Regions from separate parts of the Homo sapiens genome. Here region 1 is linked to region 2. A link is an interaction called in ENCODE POLR2A ChIA-PET data of the cell type or tissue named here. Cell type or tissue: HepG2. All regions are shown on one strand. Links, peaks and the distances in the headings refer to the core of each region. The heading gives the core; the rest is flanking DNA.

Evidence for each region. Peaks named below come from ENCODE experiments on the same cell type or tissue, not always from the same donor. Only the 100,000 strongest peaks of a DNase experiment are listed, where the experiment ranks them.
Region 1: POLR2A ChIA-PET joins it to region 2 with 7 read pairs; 8 of 35 experiments call an interaction of 5 or more read pairs at or near these places.

What each region holds. Positions count from the first base shown.
Region 1 is chr15:41,065,000-41,068,999 of GRCh38, forward strand. All of the region lies in intron 14 of INO80 (INO80 complex ATPase subunit), which reads right to left. Among named protein-coding and RNA genes, the nearest start is that of INO80, 49 kb to the right of the region's middle. In HepG2, for the core only: no CTCF peak of the experiment used is centred there; no DNase peak of the experiment used is centred there.
Region 2 is chr15:40,905,112-40,915,358 of GRCh38, forward strand. It overlaps LOC105370943 (a long non-coding RNA gene), which reads left to right and starts at 1,698. Exons shown (of 2, transcript NR_135836.1): 1 at 1,698-1,774; 2 at 3,718-4,240. RefSeq lists enhancers at 1,060-1,354, 2,544-2,673, 10,186-10,247 and silencers at 1,060-1,354, 1,284-1,623, 2,274-2,333. In HepG2, for the core only: no CTCF peak of the experiment used is centred there; a DNase peak (open chromatin) is centred at 4,780; H3K4me3 peaks cover 1,421 bases.

The sequences.
Region 1 (4,000 bases), core at 1-4,000, 160 kb after region 2:
AAAAAAAGGTAGAAAAAGAGTGCAGTGTGGGGCTGTGTTCCAATACGTATGACTTTCAACTTTGTATGTCACATTCTATGAAAGTTTATTTTTTTATCAATAATTTTAAAAAGTAAAAACTATTCTTAGTTTACAGCCATTCAAAAACAGGTAGCAGGCCAGGCTCGGTGATTCACGCCTGTAATCCTAGCACCTTGGGAGGCAGAGGAGGGCAGATCACCTGAGGTCAGGAGTTCAAGACCAGCCTGGCTAACATGGTGAAACTCCGTCTCTACCAAAAATACAAAAATTAGCTGGGTGTGGTGGTACACCCCTGTAGTCCCAGCTACTCGGGAGGCTGAGGCAAAATTGCTTGAACCTGGGAGGCGGAGGTTGCAGCGAGCCAAGATCACGCCACTGCACTCCAGCCTGGGCGACAGAGCAAGACTCTGTGTCATAAAACAAAAAACAAAAAACAAAAAAAACAGGTGGAAGATTCCTTAATAAGTAGAATTACCATATGACCTAGCAATTCTACTCATAGGTACATACCCAAAAGAAGTGAAAACAGTAAAAGTGTTCAAACAAAAACTTGCACAGGAATGTTCATAGCAGTACTACTCACAACAGCCAAAAGGTGGAAACAACCCAAATATTCATCAACAGATGAATGGATGAACAAAATGTGATATATATATACACAATGGAATATTACTCAGCCATATAAAGGAATAAAGCACTGACACATGCTATAATATGGATGAAGCTTGAAAACTTTATACTCAGTAAAAGAAGCCAGACAGAAACAGCATTCACAAAGTGTTCAGAATAAGCAAATCCAGCCACAGCAGTCAAATTTGTGGTTGCCAGAGGCTACAGCACAAGGTGAATAGAACGTGATTGCTTAGTGGGTAAAGGCCTTCTGTTTGGGCTGATGAAAAAGTTATGAAACTAGACAGCAGTGATGGTTACACAAGATTGTGAATGCACCTAATGCTACTACATTGTACTTTTTTTTTTTTTTTTTTTTTGAGACAGAGTTGTGCTCTTGTTGCCCAGGCACAATCTCGGCTCACCACAACCTCTGCCTCCTGGGTTCAAGCGATTCTCCTGCCTCAGCCTCCCGAGTAGCTGGGATTACAGGCATGTGCCACCATGCCCAGCTAATTTTGTATTTTTAGTAGAGATGGGGTTTCTCCACATTGGTTAGGCTGGTTTAGAACTCCCGACCTCAGGTGACCCCCCTGCCTCAGCCTTCCGAAGTGCTGGGATTACAGGCGTGAGCCACCGCACCCGGCCCATTTTTTTATAAGCTTGGTCTGCAGGCATGCACTACCATATCCAACTAACTTTTAAATTTTTTGTAGAGACAAGGTCTACGTTGGCAAGGCTGTTCTTGAACTTCTGGACTCAAGTGATCTTCCCACCTTGGCCTCCCAAAGTACTGGGATTACAGGCATGACCCACCAGGCCCAGCCCATTTTTAAATAGTTAAAATGGTAAATACTATGTTCTATGTATTTTGTCACAATAAAAAATATATTGGGGCACTAGGAAAAAAAAAATCAAGCCAACTGCAGTGGCTCGTGCCTATAATCCCAGCACTTTAAGAGGCCAAGGTGGGATGATTGTGTGAGGCCAGGAGTTAGAGACCAGCCTTGGCAACATAGCAAGACGGCACCATAAAATTAAAAAAAAAAAATTAGCAGGGTGTGGCGCTGCATGCCGGTAGTCCTAGCTACTTGGGAGGCTGATGTGGGAGAATGGCTTGAGGTGGAGTTCAGGGCTGCGGTGAGCTATGATCACGTCTCAGCACTCCACCTTGGGAGACAGAAGGAGAAAATGTCTCTAAGAAAAAAAAAAAAAGCAAAAAAAAAAAAAAAAATCAAAAGAGGTGGCAACACCCACAGGGTATATAATCCTAAATTAGGATATCGAAAGAAAGTTCAACATGCAAATGATAGCTCTGTTTCAGGCATACTTATAAAGTCAAAGGAAAGGCATCAATGACATTAGTAATATCACATTGCCATCTATCAGCAGTGGAAGAGCTACTGAAAACTTAAGTGGTTTGGTGAAAAAATTTTAAGACCTTTTATTTTTCTTTTTTCTTTTTGAGACGGATTCTCACTCTGTCGCCCAGGCTGGAGTGCAGTGGCATGATCTCGGCTCACTGCAAACTCTGCCCCCCGGGTTCAAGCAATTTTCCTGCCTCAGCCTCCCGAGTAGCTGGGATTACAGGCGCCCGCCATAACACCTGGCTGATTTTTGTATTTTTAGTAGAGACAGGGTTTCACCATCTTGGCCAGGCTGGTCTTAAACTCCTGACCTTGTGATCCACCCGCCTCACCTCCTAAAGTGCTGAGATTACAGGCATGAGCCACCATGCCCGGCCAAGATCTTTTATTTTTCAAGATCTGCATTGTTCAATATATACTGAACATCATATGAAAAAAAAAGCAGAAAAAGATGGTGATCACCATTCCACAAGACAAACAATTTAAGAGAAAATAGTCAACAAACTGCATTAGAATGATCTCATCATCATCTCAGCAAGATGAAAATGAGTCAGTCAAATTAAAAGCTATATATCCTAACACTCCTTATACAGTTTCTACATCTACAATTTAGCCACAAAATGGGACCACAGCCATAAAGCTGCCTCAAAGTGGGAAATCCCAGACAATTTCCTATTCCATACAAAGCATAAGCCAGAAAAATACCTGCCTCACATTTCTACCCTATCCCAAGCTCCAACTACAGGAAACCCATCACTATTACAGAGACCCAAAATCACAGAGATCATGTCAACATATTTTGATATATAATCTCCAAAATACTATCTTAACTGTGCAACTTCATTATCATATTCCTTTAGGGACAGAACACATATTTAACTCATTTTCAATTCTTTTAAATTGCAAACAATAAATCCTATTCATTCTTTCTTAAATTCCTCCAACTTTTCATAACTAAGCAGCTGTTTAAATCTAATCAATGTCTTGCCCAATGGATGCCAAATACTTCCCTGATCACCCCCTACTTCAACCTGAATTCTTTTCCTCTGAATTAATTAAATCGATGTTCACATTATCTACCTTAGACATTATAAGCTGGACTAAGACTAGAGATCAGACTTTAGAGTATTAAGAAAATGAACTGGCTGGGTTTGGTGGCTCGTGCCTGTAATCCCAGGACTCTGGGAGGCTGACGCAGAAGGATGACTAGAGGCCAGGAGTTCAAGACCAGCCTGGGCAACATAGTGAGACCTGCCTCTACTAAAAAAGCAAAATGGGCTGGATGGAGTGGCTCACACCTGTAATCTCAGCACTTCAGGAGGCTGACATGGGTGGATCACCTGAGGTCGGGAGTTCGAGACCAGCCTGACCAACATCGTCAGTAGAGAAACCCCGTCTCTACTAAAAATACAAAATTAGCCGGGCATGGTGGCACATGCCTGTAATCCCAGCTACTCGGGAGGCTGAGGCAGAAGAATCACTTCAACCCTGGAGGCAAAGGTTGCGGTGAGCAGAGTTTGCACCATTACACTCTAGCCTGGGTAACAAGAGTGAAACTCTGATTAAAAAAAAAAACAACAGCTGTGTGCGGTGGCTCATGCCTGTAATCCTTGCGTTTTCGGAGGCCCAGGCATGTGGATCACCTGAGGTCAAGAGTTTGAGACCAGCCTGGACAACATGGTGAAACCCTCTCTCTATTAAAAATACAAAACAATTAGCTGGGCATGGTGGCAGACACCTGTAATCCCAGTTACTCAGGAGGCTGAGGCAGGAGGATTGCTTGAACCTGGGAGATGGAGGTTGCAGTGAGCCGAGATTGTGCCACTGCACTCTAGCCTCGGCGACAGAGTGAGACTCCATCTCAAAACAAAAACAAAAACAAGACATGTATTAAAAAAAAGAAATGAATTATTTACAATAGATTTAAATGAAAAGAGAAATGCCGTAAATGATAGGATGTGTACTGATGGTATGATTTGTCAAAAATCTATGTTAAACCAAAT
Region 2 (10,247 bases), core at 2,953-6,952:
CACACTTGTAGTCTTAGCTACTTGGGAGTCTGAGGAAGGAGGATGGCTTGAGCCCAAGAGATGGAAGCTGCAGTGAATTATGATTGTGCCACTGCACTTCACCTGGGTGACAGAGCAAGAACCCTCTTTTTTTTTTTTGAGATGGCGTCTTGCTCTGTCACCAGGCTGGAGTGCAGTGGTACAATCTTGGCTCACTGCAACCTCCGCCTTCCGGGTTCAAGGATTCTCCTGCCGCAGCCTCCCTAGCAGCTGGGATTACAGGTGCACATCACCACGCCTGGCTACTTTTTTTATTTTTAGTAGAGACGGGGTTTCACCATGTTGGCCAGGCTGGTCTCGAACTCCTGACCTCAAGTGATCCGCCTGCCTCAGCCTCCCAAAGTGCTAGGATTACAGGCATGAGCCACTGTGCCCAGCTAGAACCCCTCCGCCTTTTTTTTTTAAAGAATTTTATCTCTGGCAATACAGGTTGAACTTTGCTGCAGAATTCCCTAACCACTAAAACAAGAGGATCTCTTCATGGACTCTGTTAGCTGAGAGGGCTGGAAGCTGCCCATTTTTGATGACCCCTCAGACTCCCGTCTTCCTCCAGAAGCAGAAGTGGGAGCAGATGTGGGGGAGGGGTCCCATTGAGTAGAGGGCATCCTAATTCTGTTCTTCGCACTGTCCCAGGAGGTTTGGAGGGCTCCTGCTTCCTTCTCCCCATGTGGCCTAGGCTCCCCTTACACCTACCATAGTCATCTGAGGGCTCAGGGTCTTTGTCCCCTGACAGTGAGTATAAAGCTTTAGCCTACCTCTGAAGGGGTCACTTTCTTAGAGAAAACAGACTGGGGCCTCTGTCTTTGCACATAATGGGTGCCTAATACTTGTTAGTTAAACAAACACTGCCCTATTGCTCCCTGCTCCCAGAGGGCTTGGCTAAAGCAGCTTGGGACACCCCTGCCCCTTCTGTCTTCTCCTAAGCCAGCCCATCTGGTCCTAGGCTGCTTCCTCTTTCCTGGGAAAAGGCCCCAGGCTTCCCTGGCAGGGACAGAATAGGGTTCCGGTGAGTCAGGGCAACGGGAAGCCACAGCTCTTAGATCCCTGGAAGCCAAGCAAGACATGGAATGGAGAGCAGAGCGGAGGCCCTCAGGGCTTTGGCCCTAAGCCTGGAGGGCCAGAGGGGGGTGGGGTGGGGGAGCAGCTGCGTGGGCAGGGGCCAAGATGAATGAGCTACTCCTGGAGCGGTCACTGGAAATAGAAGGAGTGGCCACAGGCAGTGACGCTGGGACCAGGGCAGGAGGCCTGTAAACAAGGAAGCCACCTGGGGGAGACGCAGGGCGGCCACTGGTCCTGGGGAGCAGGTGCTTCCTGAGGCCCGCCCTGGAGAGGGCCCTGGGGGCCGCCCCGCCGAGTCTGCAGTGGGCACTAGGGGGCGCCGTCTACCGGCTTCCCGAGCCCACCGCTCCCTACCCTGGCTCCTGGGGGTGTGGCCGCCGGAGGGTGTGCCGGCCCAGAGTCCCAGGCCCTGCCTGCCCGGCCTCTCCCTCCCTTCTCCTGTCACCGCGGCCGACTGGCCAAGGGCACCAGCCCTGGAGAGGGCACAGGGCTCAGCGTGGCCAGCTCGGATGTGAGCTCATTCCCCCGAGACCACCAGTTCTAGTTCCTGCCCCTCCCCCAAAGGCTCGGGTCGCAGGCTGGTGCCTGGCACCCACCCCAAAGGTTGGGAGGGGGCTCGAGGCCATCAGGCTCCAGGCCGCACTTGGCGCTGCCCCCTGGCGCCAGGGAAACAAAGGTTAGGGGCCCAGAGGGAGTTATCTGGCCCCACCGCCACCGGGTGGGGGAAGGGGACCAAGAGGGGGCGCAGTTCCCCTCCACTCCCCCAGCCCTACTGATTCTTCGAGACACTTTCACAGGCGGAAATTCCCAGAGGTCAGAGGAGGGAAACGGTTAATTCCTTTTATTCAATGGGTCCCCCCTACACGCCTCCCCCCAACTTCCTCCCTCCACTTCCCGCCCCCCCCTGTGTGAACAGGAAGTGGAGAGGAAAAGGCTCTGAGCGGAGCAGCTGGGAGCAGGAGGCAGGGAGTGGGCGGCGGGCTTGGTGCCAGCCCTGCCCCTCATGCTTACTTGCCGGAGGGCCAGGCCAACCGCGGCCTGGGAAAGAACCTGCAGCCCCGCTGGCGAGTGGCAGTTGAACCGGGAAACAGCAAACTCCATGCCCTCTTTCCTTAACCTGCTCCCAGGTTACAGGCTGCTGTCCTCAGGGTGCCAGACATCTTCTGCTCAAGAGCCAGCTGCCCTGGCCACCACAGCCCCACCTCCACCACCAGGCTGGGCATCCCGAGGCTGGCAGGCATCTCTTCAGGCAGCCGCCAGTCCTGGCACTGGCTCCCCCACTCAGCCCCTTGGCCCTGCCAGCCCTTTGAAGCTCATGCAGCGCTTCCTGTTTGGGGCGGGCGATGCCAGGGCCCCTCCCCCACCATTGTTCTGGAGAGACCATAGGTCCATCTGTTGCCCCATGGTGGGGCCCCTAGGCAGTGCCACACGGGAGCAGCACCACAAAGGACGCTGCTGGCAGCTTTGCTTATGTGGGGTGAGGCTGGGCCCTGCAGCAGGTTGAGGGTGAATGGTGGTCAGAGGCAGGCCTGGGGCGGGCACTGGGATAGGAGGATGCTAGAAAGTTCTGGTGCTTGGGCAGCTGGAGCCCTCAGCTTTCTCCTCCACCTGGAGCATGGAGATGATATTCAGGGAGCCATACGTGCTGAAGCCACCAGGAGAGGGCCACCATTCTCATGCCTGGATTCCCAAAAGGAAAACTGAGGCAGAGGGGCAAACTTTGGTCCAGGATGGCCAATAAAAGGGTCACAAAATAGGGTTGTCATTTCAAGGGGATTGGCCCCACTCTCTGAATGCCCAGTAATTGGGTGCTTTCCTCTCCCTGAGCAGCTTTACCGTGGCTCAGCTTTCACCTTGAACCAGCCCTTACTGAGCAGTCAGAAACCATACCGTGAGGTCAGGAGAGGCTGCGCGGCCTTAGTTTGGTGGCCAGCAACCCATGTCCACTGAGAATAAGCTTGGGCAGAGAAAAGGGAAAGGGGCACTGGTCTGGCCCCCCGGAAGGTGGCTGCTGCTTCTGGTTCCCAGGCTGCTGTGGCCAAAGGTCTGTTTGTGTTTGCCAGGTGCAGAGGCAGGTGGCTGCAGCTCACCTTCCCTCCATGGCATGATCTCCCAGCTCTGACCCTTGACCTGTTCCCTCGCGGCATCTCCACAGGGCTAGAAGGTGAACCCTACTTCCTTTACCAGGTCCTCTGGTTTCTCTTCCCAGGCCAGGACCTAAACCGTTCACAACTCCCAGCAGGCCAGAGCTGCAGAGACCTCAGATAGAGACTATAAAGTGCTGTGGAAGCCTTGTTCAAATAAAAACATTCATGAATGTCCAGTACTTGAAATTGGTATGCTGAGATTCTCCGATGGAAACTGGGCTGGAGGGACCCACACTCCTGTTCACTCAGCCTGTTCTCCACTCCTATCTCAATGTCTCTCTCTCTGTTTTTTTTTTTTTTTTTTAATAGAAACAACACCTTGTTCTATTGCCTAGGCTGGAGTGCAGTGGCGCCATCATAGCTCACTGCAGCCTTTAATTCCTGATCTCAAGTGATCCTCCCACCCCAGGCTCCTGAGTAGCAAGGACTACAGACACCACACCTGGCTAATTTTTATTTCTATTTTTTGTAGTGACGGGGGTCTTGCTAGGTTGCCAAGGCTGGTCTTGAACTCCTGACTTCAAGCAGTCCTCCCACCTCAGCCTCCTAGGGTGTCCGGATTACAGGCATGAGCCACTGTGCCCGGCCCCCTATCACGATATCCATAAGATGCCAGGATGCCCAGGAACCGAGTTTGAAAGACATTGTGCTGCTGATCCCACCTCCTGACTTTACAGCTGCTGAATTGCAGAAGACAAATTGGTAGCTAACAGGAGGCTCCATCCTGGATCCTGCCCCTGTCCGTGAGATTCAGCCTTGATTAACTGTGTTCCCATGCTGGTCGTGAGCAGGGCACCATCCTAGGTCCTTCTTTATACTCATTTTCCATCTCCAGCCAAAATGGGTTGAACCGAGGAACAAGGACATAATCTGTAAAGAGCAAGTGCAAGTCTCTGCTCTGCCATTACCAGCATCAGGCTAATCAAGCCCTTGGAAACTCAATTTCTTCTCCTGTAAAATGTGAATAACTGTTACAGACCTGGAAAGGCTCTTGTGAGGCTGAAATGAGAGCGGTGCCGCCCATCTGTCAAGGTAGCCCAGGGCCTGGCGCCCAAGCAGCCCTGGGCACTTGCCCCTCTTCCCTTTTACTCTGCACCTCCTTTCTGTAGGCGTAGGACCCTGAGACCTGTCCCAGCTCATCCCTCACAAGGCCCTCTGACTTCTTCAGATATCAGAGTGGAATTGGAAGAAAGAAGCTTGCTTGAGTAGGTTTTTCTGGTTTCTTGAACAATGGCGATTCTAAGGAAAAGAGGTTCAGGATGAGAATGAGAGGAAGCCCACAGGCATGTAGAATATGGCCACAGGTGGGACAAGAGTGCTTCCTTGGGATGGGGGTCCTGGTTCCCTGAAGGAAAGGAGACAGGGCACTACTCCAGCTCCAGGAGTCTCATAGGACAGGCCAAGAGGGCTGGGCAGACACCATGCTGGCCGCTGATCAGGCATGACTCCTCTGCCAGCCTGCCCTCGCAGGCCAGCCCAGAACTTGCACAACAGTCGGCCTGGCTGGCACTCTCCCGGGAGCTTCAGGAAGTCCCCCTTGTCCTCCCCTTGACCTTTGACCCCTTGGGCCTGCTGCCGACCAGAATACCAGGCAGATGTTCTCTCTTTTACCTTTTGTTCCTGGTCTTTCCCTCTAAGGCTGGAACTCAGAGATACCCCAAACCCCCAGCTTCCAGCTCATCCTTCCCCATGCTCTCAGTGCGGACCAGCTGGAGCCTCCACTGGGCCGCTCTCCATGTGAGCCAGTGTGGATCCTTGGCCACAGCCGGCAGGACGCTTGCAAGTGCCCCGACTCCAGACATCCTCCCAGGTGTCCTTCCCGACTAGCTCCCTGTCCCAGGCCCCAGCAGGTGAAGCAGGAACAGCAGACAGAGCCTCCTTCCCTCCCCGGCATCCTCTGAACAGTCAAAGTTGGAAGAACCCTAGATATTGTTCCACATTAAACTATGCACGCCTCGTGGCACTCAGTTTCACAATCAAATAACTCCCTCTGGTTTTCTAGTGGAATTTCTGCTTTTATTTTATAGGGTTTCTTGGCTTCTTTTTTTTTTTTTAAGCAATCAGTCTAAATTTGTCATCACACATCCCCCATTTCCGCCCCTAAGGGCCTCCTTTTCATCCCCTGGAATCTGGAAACCATATGTGTGGGCAGAAACCCCCCAGCATCCCCCACTGCACCCTGGCCCAGCCTGGCCTCCGCAGGGATAACCGTGTTAGCTGGGGAAGAGTCTACACTCCACACTGGGGCTAGAAAGGGAGTTTCTCTTTGGACCTTCCCAGCTGAAGCCATGGAGAAGCCGTGTGGTCTAGTGGTTAGGGCTAGAACAGATGGGTTCTGTTCCCGGCAATCTCTTTGACTAACACCAGAAGCCTGGGAAAGTCCCCTTAACACCTAAGGGACTCAGTTTCCCCACCATCTGAGGGGCTCAGAGTTTCACCAGCTAGCTCATCTCCTACCCGCCTTGGTGGAAAGAGTTTTTGATCTGGAATTTCTGCTATGTCACTTACAAGCTGTTTGACCTTGACAAATTGCTTAACCTTTCTGAACCTCAATTTCCTCATCTATAAATTAGAGACTATTATCGTACCTACCACCTGGCTATTGTTGGGATTAAATAAGAAAACATATTCTCAAGGGCCTCGCACCAGACGTACTGTGAGAACTCAAGAAGCAGGCGTTGTGATTGTTAATAATAAGTAGAAAGGCACAAAGAGGTGGGAGTGTGTTCTTAGCGAGTCTGCCCCGGGCCAGACCTGTCTGCCCCTGCCTCTCCTGCTCCGGCTGACTTGTCCCAACCTTCCCTGGGCCTCCTCTGCTCTGGAAGGCAAGGATGCGTTACCAGTCATTGTGGATCAAGGCTGAGGCCTGTCTGCTCGTCCCTGTCTCCATGACGACCCCAGCCCCTCCCCTCCTTCCTTCCTCAAGAGCTTTCTGTTTACTGTAAACAGCTGCCCCAGCTCAGCCCTAGCTGATCCCCCCCACACCCAGGGCCAGCCAGACCCTCTTTGAACCCGGCCTGGACTGGTGTGAAGGTCTGCTCACTGCTTCTCGGGCTCCACAAGGCCTCAAACAAACTCTGTGTTTCCACCTTGCCTGGCCGGGAGGGGAGAGGAGGAGGGGAGGGAACTGTTACCTCAGACCAGGGCAGCCAGGGCCTCAGAGACAAGGAACAGATGGGGCGTAATGGAGGAGGACCACACCAAGAGAGTTGGGTGGAGACATCTCTGGCTTGGCCTTAGACTGACCGGGTTCAAATCCTGGCCTAGATTTGCTCACCGCATGACCTCAGGCTGGTCACTTAACTTCTCTAAGCTTCATTCAATTTATCGATTTATAAAATGGAGATAATAATACCTCCCTCAGAGGGTTGGCTGCTGGGCAGATTGGTAATAATGCATGTAAAACCCCTGGCTCAGGTCTTGACACATTGCTAGCCTACAATGGTGGTGGCTGGACTATTATTTCACTTTTCAGGTCCTCTCCTTCTGCTCAGCAACCTTGCATAAATTCCTGCCTGTTCCTTGACCTGGCATGTCTCAATCACACAGGCCTGCACATACATGTGTACTCAGCAAACATATGAGCTGGGTAATGAAATGAAAATTCACAAGCGTATCTGAGGCACAGGAGACTCAATAAGAGCAGAGGAAAAGTCTGTTTCCTAAGCCCTTCCACAGGCCTGAGCTGGGACGTCCATGTGTGCCACCATCACCAGGGCACTATGGCTTCCTCCCTCTTCCTCCATTTGGCCTCCAGGATTGCACCCACCCTCCCTGCCCAGCGGAGCGCAGTGCAGGGATAGAGGGAATGCTGTATGGGATAGCTCCCCTTTCCTGTGGGCCAAGCTTTCAGGGCAAGATGGTCTGGGATGTGGGGCTTCTGGCTCCCAGCTCCTGATGGGTCCAACTTGGCTCCCTTGACTCTCCAGCATCCTTGGAAGTGCTGGCTAATTAATGCTGCCTTGTGAGATGAGATTTAGACCTGCCATTTCGCTTACCACCAGGCCCGCCCAGCAGCCCTGGGGCAGAACCTGGGGTTAAGCAGGGGCATTCATCAATTTGAGTCATTCCCCACAAGCCCATGAGTAAGTATGGTGCTGGATTTCCAGACCCCTGTCCCCTCCCTGAGATGCCTGTTGGGGTCTTCCAGGGCTGGGTCTCTGTTGGTTGCAGGTACAGCCCTGGGGTTCTCTTGAGCAGGGCGTGGCAGCTGCAGGCTTTCAGGCCTAGCTAACTCCACTGCCCCCACATGCTCTTGCCCACAACCAGGTCTAACTCCAGCGTTTGTGTGCTCACCCCAGCCTGGCTGCATGAGAAAGGAGAGGAGCCCCCAGTACTGAAGTCAGCCCCACGGGTTGGGCTGGAAATCCCCCACTTCTTACCTTGGCTGCTTGAGGAAACAGCCTCCCGGCAGAGGGCCGCCTCCCGCCAGGGACTTTTCTCCTGGGGATGACATGGAATGCAGGGCAGCTACAAGGACCCTAGCCTCACTGAGCCACACATCAGCCAGCCTGAGGGGCAGGGGAGTGTGTCGGTCACCCAGGACCACTCTCTCCCTTGCAGGGAGCTTGGCAGCTAGGGTCCTAGAACCCCTGAGACTTACGCAGGCCTAAAGGGGGAACAGGGAGAAGGAGGCCGTGGGGACCAGTGGTGGCCAGGAATATCCAGACTGCTGCGTGGTCCTGTACCTGGAGCGCACCAGCCCCTCCTCCACACTCCCTTCCCCTACCCCAGCACCCAGCCTGAAACTGGCTTCCAATAGGATGTAAAGCCCTCACTGATCTTCCAGGATGGTGGTCTCCAGACTTTTTTTTTTTTTTTAAACAGATGGGGGTCTCACTATGTTGCCCAGGCTGGTCTTGAACTTGGGGCCTCAAGAGATTCTCCTGCCTTGGCCTCCCAAATTGCTGAGATTACAGGCGCGAGCCACTGTGTCTGGCCTCCCAAACTTTTTTGATTGTGAATATTTATGCATAGATTATACACTACAGTCAAAACACATATTAAATATTATTTATTTTAAAACATTATTTATTATTAAATATTTTATTTATTTATATATTTTTTGGAGATGGAATTTTGCTCTTGTTGCCCAGGCTGGAGTGCAGTGGGGCAGTCTCAGCTCACTGCAACCTCCGCCTCCCAGGTTCAAGCGTTTCTCCTGCCTCAGCCTCCCGAGTAGCTGAGATTACAGGCGCCCGCCACCACACCCAGCTAATTTTTTGTATTTTTAGTAGAGACTGGGTTTCACCATGTTGGCCAGGCTGGGCAGGCTGGTCTCAAACTTCTGAACTCAGGTGTTCCACCTGCCTCAGCCTCCCAAATTGTTTTTTAATTAAAAAATAAATCAAAATAGAAATCATATTTCCTCCCATCCCCCCAACAAATGCCTCACTGGCCCCATATAGGCCACTGTGGAGCCCACTGTGTAGATAGAGGAAGGCAGGAGAGCCTCTCGGAGCAGACCATCACCCTACAAGAGGATCCAGGGCCTGAGGGGGCAAATGATTTTCTTAATCCATTGCCAACCACAATCGAGTAACCCACATCTGAAGCCGTTCTATTTGTTGTTGTTAACTTGAAAAGAAACTTGGTCATCTTAGGCAAGGCCCTGTTGCTGTGGTGGTTGTGCTGCCAGTTCCTACCCCAAAGGCCCAGGCAGCCTGTCCCATCCTAGGACCGCAGCACCCAACGTAGAAAGTGAGAGTTTATCGAGGAAGAACACCCAGCCTGTGTGTGTGTGTGTGAGTGTGTGTGCGTGTGTGTGTGACTGTGAGTGTGCGACTGTGTGTGCGACTGTGTGTGTGTGACTGTGTGTGACTGTGTGTGTGTGTGCGCGACTGTGTGAGTGTGACTGTGTGTGAGTGTACGACTGTGTGTGACTGCGTGAGTGTGTGTGTGTGACTGTGAGTGTGTGTGACTGTGTGAGTGTGTGTGCGACTGTGAGTGTGTGACTGTGTGTGACTGAGTGTGACTGTGTGTGTGTGTGAGAGTGTGTGTGAGAGAGAGTGTGTGTGTGCACATGTGTATGTGTGCATGCACGTGCTGGCCCAGAGTGTGTCATTCTAACAGAACCTGCCCGGTGATGGCCTCTGCTTTCTGGTCTGCTCGTCTTGGAGGCCCCACTTGTGTCACATAGGTACTGAGACACCTGCATTAACCCTTCTGACGGAGTCATAAGAACCCCTGACATTGAATTAGAATCTTTCTCTCGTCTACATCCTCACCACATGGCTGTTTAGGTAGGTGAGGCAGGCATCAATTTGTCCATGGTGGCGGGCAGGGGGCGCCCACGGCACAGAGAGGTTTGGGGAATTGCCCAAAGTCACACCATCTAGTGGAGCTGGGTCTCGCGTGTGCTCCCACCCTTCCTAGGTGTCTTTACTCATGTTCTGCCATCCTGGTCCCACAGGGCTGCTTGACCGTTCAGAATTCTGGCCTGGGAAGAATCAGTTCCCAAGGGCCATGGGACCTCTCTCCTGCAGCTGGGGGGCAGCCTGCCCTTCCTGCCCCACTAGAGAGAAGGCAAGCCCAGGACCCTCTCCCTATCCTTGGACATGTGGGCCCGTGGATAACAATCTTCGCAGGAGCAGGGTCCCTGACGGTAGAGGAGAGAGGCCTGACTTTCCTGCCAAGGCCAGAGTTGCCCCTGGCTCCAGCTCGCCTGGCTGGATCTGGGTCCAGGGCTTCCTCCTTCATTCAAAAGCTCGGCCCTCTGAGGGTGGCAGTGGGGGAGGGGGAAGGGCTCAACCTCCAGCCCCCTCCCCCCATCACTGACAGCTGTAATCTGCTTGGGAAAATCTCTTTTTTTTTTTTTTTCTGCACAGGAAAAAATATTAGTTGTCCCGATAACAAGGAAAACAAAATCTAGCGCAGGGCATCAGAGACTTCCTGAGGCGGGAAACAATGTCCAGTGGAGAGATCAGTGGAGACGGCCCAAGCTGGGAGGCTGAGGGGGAGCTGAGAGAGGACTCTGGTCCAGTCCTATCCGGCCAGGGGGGA